Linked DNA regions of Homo sapiens: region 2 is linked to region 1. The links are chromatin contacts, found by Hi-C in ENCODE. All regions are on one chromosome and are shown on one strand. Each heading gives the region's core, a stretch centred on a gene start or an enhancer-like site at or near the end of the contact. The rest is flanking DNA. Distances are from core to core; before and after follow the strand shown.

The links. Hi-C counts contacts between places; a loop is a spot of excess contacts on that map. Pooled maps may share reads with other maps.
Region 2: a loop to region 1 is called in a map of CD4-positive, alpha-beta T cell, with 12 times the contacts of the local background. The contact joins two enhancer-like sites. A Hi-C loop is called at or near these places in 2 of 168 maps with a recorded cell type or tissue (CD4-positive, alpha-beta T cell and CD8-positive, alpha-beta T cell), 1 of 37 single-sample maps with no recorded cell type and 9 of 50 pooled maps.

Annotation. Positions count from the first base shown.
Region 1 is chr5:69,040,238-69,044,741 of GRCh38, reverse strand. No RefSeq gene overlaps it. Among named protein-coding and RNA genes, the nearest start is that of LINC02198, 13 kb to the right of the region's middle. Within about 2 kb of position 1,726, at least 28 of the 41 ENCODE cell types and tissues checked have a DNase peak (open chromatin) inside an H3K27ac peak, as active enhancers do.
Region 2 is chr5:72,011,918-72,016,559 of GRCh38, reverse strand. No RefSeq gene overlaps it. Among named protein-coding and RNA genes, the nearest start is that of MAP1B, 93 kb to the left of the region's middle. Within about 2 kb of position 2,264, at least 4 of the 41 ENCODE cell types and tissues checked have a DNase peak (open chromatin) inside an H3K27ac peak, as active enhancers do.

The DNA.
Region 1 (4,504 bases), core at 477-2,976:
CGATGTAGTTGGAGGACTAATTAGCCAGGTGTAACTCTTCCTTCTGTGAGACAAACAACTCAGAGAGGTTTCCACAAGTGCTTATTAACTGCTCTAAATACTTCTGTTCTTTCCAGAGAACAACAGAAAGATCAAGTCTAGAAAGTTGGTATAGAACTGATGGAAAATATGAGTTCAGATCAGATTAGTACAGAGGACATTTTAGAAAACCAAGTAAAACAACAGGAGTCAATCAGATATGTAACTGAGCAAGGCTGCTAGGATGTGTACTTACACAAGGTGCAAAGATGAAATTACTATTGAAAATCTGGTCATGGAAAGAATGCTGGTTTTTTGTTGTTGTTGCTGTTGTTGTTTGGGGTTTGTTACTGTTTTGCATTGTGAGTATGGGCCTTTTCCCCCCCAGCTCAACTCACTAACATTTCTTGTCAGTTAGACTAGACTCAAGTATTTAAAAAAGGCAGCCTTGGCCGGTGCAATGGCTCACGTCTGTAATCCCAGCACTTTGGGAGGCTGAGGCAGGCATATCACTTGAGGTCAGGAGTTTGAGACCAGCCTGGCCAACATGCAACATGGTGAAACCCCGTCTTTAATAAAAATACAAAAATTGGCTGTGAGTGGTGGCACGTGCCTGTAATCTCAACTACTTGGGAGGCTGAGGGAGGAGAATTGCTTGAACCTGGAAGGCGGAGGTTGCAGTGAGCTGAGATCGCGCCACTGCACTCCAGCCTGGGCAACAAGAGTGAAACCTCCGTTAAAAACAAACAAACAAAAAGGCCAGTCTTGCTTTCTGGGTGGACTAATGGCATTTAGCCAAAATGAAAAAAAAAATCATTAAGTTGAAAAACCCTGCGGGACAGGTTATGCCAAGAGGGTGAATTGGACAGCTTTACAGATGCCTCATGTTAGGAAATTTTCCTGGATTTGAGTCTTCAATGTGGGAGCAGAGTTACCTGAATATATGGAGTTGATGGAGACATTCCTTGATGAGAAGCAGAAATTCCCCAGGGACCTTGTAAATCTGAAGCAGATAAAGGGAAATGAAGAAACCAAGTTTTACAACTTTGATGAGTGGCAAAATTTGTCAATAAGAGCTAGATATTAAGTAATTAGCTTTTAGGAAGCAAAGTGTATTGGACTTGGCTATGATATGAAGGAATTCATTTAATAAATCAAAACGAAAACAAAAACAACAAAAACAAAGAAGCGAAGCATGAATCTCCTAATCAGCAGAAAAGGGAGGACAGCCGGAGACAATCGTATTCCTGATCGATACTGATGTAAACTTGTGCTGGAACAGTAAGTTCTTTGTTTTGTCTTGTTTTTATTTATTATTATTTTTTAAATCAAGGGAGATAACGCTTGTAGAGCCCCACACACTCAGAGCCCTGAGATAAAGGGTACACGCAATGGAGGCAGGGCATCCGGGATGTGAAGGGGGAGTTGTTTCGCGTTTGACTTACTTTGCTGTCCGAGAACGACAAATACATTGAAGTGCCACAACTTGGATAGGAATAAGACGGAAGGACAGAGAAGGATGACAAACTAAATCACACAAAGGCTCATGCGCCACAAGAACTATGAAACCTAGGTGTTCTGAATCTCTGGGTTTAGATTTCCGATTAAAAAAAATCAAACATTCTAGCTGTTACTTGTTATTAGACACTCGGTAGGGCACAGGAGAATCAAGTAAGGGCAGCCATTTGCTGAGTCTCATCTTATACCACAGCGCCACCTATTGGACGCTGATAAAAATACATCCGGAAGTACCTAAAACCTATTGAAGTCCTGTCTACACAATTTTGTAAGTAACTATAAATTCTAGAATCATAGGATTTCAGAGTGATGGGGCTTTAAAAGTCATTGGAGTCAAGTTTGTGTCCAACATTTGAATCACTTTTATAACATATTTGATTAGTGTTTAATTCTGCTCCAACATCTTCAGTGAATGAAAACACACCCTCACTAAGCAGCTCATTCTATTAATATGAATACTTTCACACACTATTACTTTTCACTCAGTGCTTCACCACTCCTTTCTGCAGCACCCGGACAGAACCTAGTGCTAGGTCTTTCCAGGGTTCTTGGGAGTGAATTGGTTTCACTTTCATTGGAATTCTTCTTTGCAGACCCATTGACGGTAGGCTCTGCTAAATCAGTTACTATGCACTTTCTGTGTTTCAAATTATTGCTCATATCTCCTGTCTTCTATTTCTCCTCTCTCATTCTTTTTTTTTTGAGTTTTACTTTTTGTCAAAAATTAATCTATTATCATTTTGATAGGTTTGGGAGGACAGAAGAAATAAAACAAGAAAGAAATAAACCCCACCATGTTTAATTAGGGGCCTAGTCATGTTTTTCTGATTCTGTTCTTTTTTTTTTGAGACGGAGTTTCCACTCTTGTTGCCCAGGCTGGAGTGCAATGGTGCAATCTCGGCTCACCACAACCTCCGCCTCCCGGGTTCAAGCGATTCTCCTGCCTCAGCCTCCCGAGTAGCCGGGATTAAAGGCATGCGCCACCATGCCCGGCTAATTTTTTTTTTTGTATTTTTAGTAGAGACGGGGTTTCTCCATGTTGGTCAGGCGGTCTTGAACTCCCGTCCTCAGGTGATCCGCCCACCTCGGCCTCTCAAAGTGCTGGGATTACAGGTGTGAGCCACCGCGCCTGGACCTGATTCTGTTCTTATGCACGAAAAAAATGTAAGCGTAGGGCTTTACATTTATTTCAGTTAAAATTTTTATTAAGTTTGGCTTATCGTTAGAGCCTTTGGATCTTCACTCTGCCATATTAAATATATTGGCTACCTTTCCCAGCAGTCAGAGAAGTGCATTAGCAAGCCAACTGTACACTCAACTATTTACTCAATGAACAGGACAAGTCTGCAAACAGAATTCCTTTACACTAGAAACTCTGGGCTGACATTGATTCATAATTAGCACCTATCTTTGTGATCATCTGGGCCACATTCTTCTGTCTTGTTCACAAGGTAAAAGTCTCTGTCAAATGCTGAGTTCAAATGGTGAAGCTGCGTATTGACAGCTTCTTCTGATTTGTCAGTCTGGCAGAGTTTGGATAAAAACAGAAGTCCTGTTAATTCATTAGTCATGACTTTCCCTATCTGAATCTTATGCACAATTAAATACTCCCCTTTCTTCTCTCCATGTTCAAGGTGGTGTTAGACAACCTGCCTGAGAATTGCACTATTGATTCCTGCCCCAGTTTCTAGAATTCTTTGTGATAACGAACAGCAGCTCATTTTGTCACCAATCTCTTCTAGGTATAGGCTAGGATGTAGTTTGTTGGGGCCAGGAGGTTTGCACCGATGTAGAGAACCCAGATGCTTTCTTATGATTTTTCCACCAGTTTGGATTTTTAGATCTTTTATCTTAATCCTTGTTGTATTATTTTCTGGCCAGTAATCTTTCTCCTTGGCAGAAATGAAAGATAGAAAATAGGAGATAAAGTGGTATCTGCCTCTATTATCCATCTTTCACTACTCTTGTATAATTCCAGAAAGTGCTCTTTTTAAAAAATTTCTTTTTGAGATGCAGTCTCGCTCTATTGCCCAGGCTGGAGTGCAGTGGCATGATCCTGGCTCACTGCAACCTCCGCCTCTCGAGTTCAAGTGATTCTCCTGCCTCAGCCTCCTAAGTAGCATGAACCGCCATGCTGGGATAGTTTTTGTATTTTTGGTAGAGACGAGGTTTCACCATGTTGGCCAGGCTGATCTCAAACTCCTGACTTCAGGTGATCCATACGCCTCAGCCTTCCAAAGTGCTGGGATTACAGGGGTGAGCCACTGTGCCCAGAAAAGTGCTTTAAGTCACTCTTTACATTTAAAGTTTATCTGCCTTTCTTTTGTGTGGTATAGAATCTGAAGTTATTTGGCTAGGCAAGCTTGCTGGATTTCTTCAATTTGACCTTTTAGATTCATTTTCCACCTTTATCCATAATTTTCTGTTCTGGGAGGCTGTCCTGTGTGGATCACAGCAAAGGCACCTATGCCTTCTGGCTTTCCGCAGGAGATGGGAGGGAGAGAGAAAGGAGCATGGGGTCAGGGCATATATTTCCTTGGTTCCTTCCTGCGAGGTTGACACAAGTTGCTGAGTCTCTCAACAGAATGTCACTGCTCTTGTCTAGGTGGCCTGCTCTATGCCATTCTCTTTTTGGGTTCTGGCAAGCTCTCTTTTACCCTATTCCTATACAGTTCCACTGCCACTATCTCTTATGGCTCTGCTATCCCCACTCACCCCTTTGTAATTAGTCCCTCTGTAAATAAAACCTCCTCCAATTTTCCTAATTCGTGTGTGCCATCTGTTTTTGTTCCTTGAGGTGGAGAGAACTGGACTGATACAGGAAGTTTAAAACAAGTGTGAGAGAAAGTTCTTCTATTGTATCAAGTTTTTTTTGGACCACGTGATAAACTATTCTTGGATGGTCCAGTAACTGACCCTTTGTAAAATTTTTGGTGTATCAGAGTCAAAGATAGAAACTATTTTATAA
Region 2 (4,642 bases), core at 1,015-3,514, 3.0 Mb before region 1:
AAAAGAATGACACCCAGTACTAGGGGATAAAAGAAAAACAAAACTGGAGGCTGAGATGTAAGATCTTTTGCAGAAATCACTAATTTATGTATTTATTTGTTTGTTTGTTTATACATATATACATGCATATAGGCACCTCCTTGTTCCACATTGAATTGATTCACTTATTTATTCAAATATTTATTGAGCACCTGCTGACATTGTAAGCAAAACCAGACACAAACACTACCCTAGTGGAGTTTACAGTCTTGTGGGGGGAACAAATATTGACACCAAATCACACAAATAGCACAATGATAATAAACTGATAGGCACAGTGTAGGAAATGCAGAGATCCACAGAGGTGTGGCATGTGGGAGTCAGTGTGCAATGTGCTAATGAGAGTGGATGGTTACATTTTTAAGGATGCTGTGAGCCTTTAAATGCAGACACTATTGAAAATTAAATTATAGTCCAGGCGCGGTGGCTTACAACTGTAATCCCAGCACTTTGGGAGGCCGAGGTGGGTGGATCACTTGAGGTCAGAAGTTCGAGATCAGCCTGGCCAACATGGTGAAACCTGGTCTCTACTAAAAATACCAAAAAAAAAAAAAAAAATACATGCATTAGCTAGGCATGGTGGCCTGTGCCTGTAGTCCCAGCTACTCTGGAGGCTGAGGCATGAGGATCACTTGAACCCAGGAGGCAGAGATTGCAGTGAGTCAAGATTGCACCACTGCACTCCAGCCTGGGTGACAGAGCAAGTCTCCATCTCAAAAATATATATATTAAGTTATATATGCTAAAAATTACACGATTTATATTAAAAATGAGATACATATTTTAAACCCATTACTTCCTAATTATTTTACATTTTACTATTATCTATGCTTTTGAGGTTATTTATATTTTTTATGTCTGCATGTTGGAAATACTATAGAATGATGTTTTACTATGTCTGTCTTCCTAACTCTGTTGGACATCATGTTGATAGCTTAAAATTGGCCACGGTGGGAGTATTTATACCACAGATAAGAGCAAACAGTGGCTTTTGTTGTCCCAGACATCTGGCTGTTAAACATTTTCCAGCACACCACTGCATGACGCTGTGTGGCAGGGAGGGGTGACCTAACCTGAAGATAGCATGTGTGTAGACACGAACACCGGAAGTGTAGCAAATGCTGCTAGTTGTCCACCCACACTCATCCTCAGCTTGCCCTTTAAACAGCCACGGTTTTGTTCAGGCTGGCAATTTGCCCAGCTACGAAACCACATATCCTAGCCTCCCTTGGAGCTTGGGGTTGAAGCCACATGACCCAGCCCTGGCCAATGAGATGGATGTGGAATCTGCTGCCAATTTCTGGGAAGAGTTTTGCTTCTTGACGTGGGCACCGCCCCTTCCTCCTTACTGCTTCCTTCTTGTTCCTGCCTGCACTGCTGGCTGGAGGTGGAACAGCCATTTTGTGACTAGGAAGGGACCTCAAGGGTGAAACATGCCAAGAACAACAGCCAGGCAAAGACAGGAGGAGCTAGGACAGGGATGATTATGGAGCTGGCAGCCCCCCGGACTGCCCACCTCTGGGCCTCTTCTTAGGTGTAAAATAAACTCCTATTTGGTTAAACTACTCAGATGGGTCTCTTTACATGCTGCCAAGTGCAATCTCTTATTCAGTAGACTTTCCTGAAGAAGTGACGTTTGTGCTGAGTTGATGGGAAGAGGCAGGAGTTAAGCATCAGCTAAATGGGGCATTTATTTTGTGCCAAGTAAGCAGGCTTACTGTTTCCCAGCTCTCAGGTGTGCATGCCTGAGTTGACTTCTCCCTGCAAAAGATGCCTGGAATACGCCAGGTGAAAGGGAAGACCATGATGGGGTTGCTGAGGCAGTAGCAGTTTTGTTTTGTCCCTGGCGGATTCATATCATGGGTTAATTGGCAGTGGTGGTGGGTCCCTATACAAAAGGCTGGAAGGTGAATTCAGACTGGATCCAGCCAGTCGAGGCAGCACTAAACTGCAACCTCTCTTTCTCGCTTTCCCTACCCTGGTCCACAACAGCTTTCAAATCTTTCCAAATCCTCACCCCAGGACACGCTAGGCAGCCCTTTCCTGCCTGCTACGAAGCTGCTTTCCTAGGAAGGGGGCTTTTGAATTCAAGTGCAGAAAAATCTTCATATTAAAAAAAAAAAAAGCCTTCAACCGGTTGCTAGGGTTTTGTGTATCCTGCTTTAGGGAGCTTTCTCCAATGAAAGAGACTCGTCGCTATAGAAACTGCCACGTCACAGGACTTCTGTACAGCAGCGTCTGAGACTTAGGCTGCCTCTTCCAGGACAGGTTTTATATCAGAGCCCCTCTCACAGAAGTGTGTGCCTGGGACTGGGGAGGGAGAGGACCCTGGAATTGTCAGTGGCTTTAAATATCCCTCCCTCCCTTTCTTTCCTGCTCCCCACTTCTCTCTCCCTCCTGCCCCCCTCCATCTCTTCTTTCTCCTCCCTCTTCATTGCAAACAGAATGCAAAAGCAATTGCAGTAATACAGAGCATTTCTCTGTATGTCCACACTTCTTCTTAGCCATGGAAAGATGACGTTGCTACCACACCCATGCACATACACATGCACACACTCAGTTCTGGTAAGATAAATGGCAGCTTGGAAGGGACTCATTTGATGCAACACTCAATAATTCCATGTTTATGAGGACTCAAGGCTAACTCAAACCACTTGAGTCAAGCCCCTGAGTCAAAGCCCTTGAGTCAAGCCAAGGGAAGTTCACACTGAGGCAGTTGGAGGTGTGGGGGACCTTCTTCCTCTATTAAAGAGACATGCAAGGTCACGCATCTATCTTCTAGGCAAAGCTATTGTCTTCCCATATTAAAATACAGGTAGTCTTTGCCTTTTAAATAGGGTTATCATGTAGTTTATCATCCCAAGTGGGACATCTACAAGAGGAGCTGTTAGTAATTATACTAGGACAATGTCATATACCAGGATTGTCTGGGCAAATAAGGACATTTGTCTGATCCACTTGTAACTTGCAAACACATGCTTAACAAACGATGCACAAGAGAAAATGGCTTCCTGCCCCTCATCTTCCCTGAAGAGCTCACTGCTCCTGAAAACTGAGACATTTGGGGGATTGGAAGCTTTTGAATAACACGGGGGTTCAGAAGGAAAGAAAGAAATGAGTTGAAGGGTTAGCAGATTTTCGAGAAGATTCTTATATACATAATACTTCATACATGTGTATCTGAAGCATAAATACCCACTCCCGATAGAAGAGAGTGGCCATTTCCCCACACCCCCACCAACACACGTCTTCTTCAATCTTACAAGCCACAGTCTCTCTAATGTTCTTATAGAATGAAGTCATTCCTCTTATGTCTGGCTCCACCTGCTTTGCACACAGCCAGACTTATCTCCTCAAAAACTCAGTGCTGGCATGATGAAGACAAGCACAGTGACTTTAGGTCACCTTATGCCTCTGCGTGAGGAAGGTGCCAGAGCCACAAGACAGCAGGAGCTGGCTTCTTCCTAACGTGCTATAAAATCCCATAAGGCAAATCCCCCCACTACTTTTCTTTTTCAGAAATTCCAGCCTGTTCATGCTTGTTAATTTTCCCAAGCAAACGTTAGCATCAGCTAATCCCTTCACAGTTTTTTTTTTCTCCAAGTATCATCTTGAAGTATTTAACATAAAAGTTCATTTAGGGAGAAATGACACCTCTATGTTGTCTTCTTGTTATTTACATAAGAAATGCTTTATCTTTTCATTTAAGTCTCCTTTCATGTTAGAGTTTTGTTTTTGTTTTTGTTTGTCTGTTTTATAATACAGAGCCTTGAACCACAACTCCAGACAATCTGATTTCATATCTTTGGAGCTGGGTCAGGGAAAAGAGCATCAGCGGTATAACAAAACAGGCCCAAGGCTTGAAAGATAACCTTAGCATAATGTATTTCACATCATTGCCTACAGACTGCCTCAAATCTTGAAATTAGGAGGCAAATATTTTTCTAACTTGCCCTTTTTCTAAATTATTAATAATCATGGGTAAAACAGCCTTTTACGTGCTACACCAGGAATGTGGCCAAGTGTGTTGATGTGGAAAGAGGCAAGGTTAGCCCAGAGGACATGGGTTAGAGGAGGAAGAGGGGAGGAGGAGGGAGATGCCATTTTTGGAAAAGTCTGGGCTTTGGTTTCCCACCAGTGAATTTCATTTAAATAAAAAAAGCACTCCACATATGTATTGCTATGACAATACTAAGTCTCTTGCTCTGAGTTTCTTAGTATGTGTCAAACCAAACAGAGTCAACCCTACTGCCCAAAATTGTTGTGAGGCTCAAATGAAACCACATATCCATTTATACTGGAACAACTGTACCATATCCCCAAACTGTAAAATGATTAAAAAGTGAAATGTCATTATTATTACTTTTTTTCTCATGGGAAATTATATTTTAAGTTATAAACATGCGACCTGCATTTTGAAATCCAACATGCCCTTGAGTTTGGGATCCTTGCAGATGGCAAGAGTTCATGCCTATGTTCCCTACGTGCTTTCAGAAAGAAAAGCAGTCAGGTGAGGATTCTTTAAGGATCAGCCAGCTCCTTTTAAAAGGTAAAGAGGTGTTCTCGGCCGGGCGCGGTGGCTCACACCCAGCACTTTGGGAGG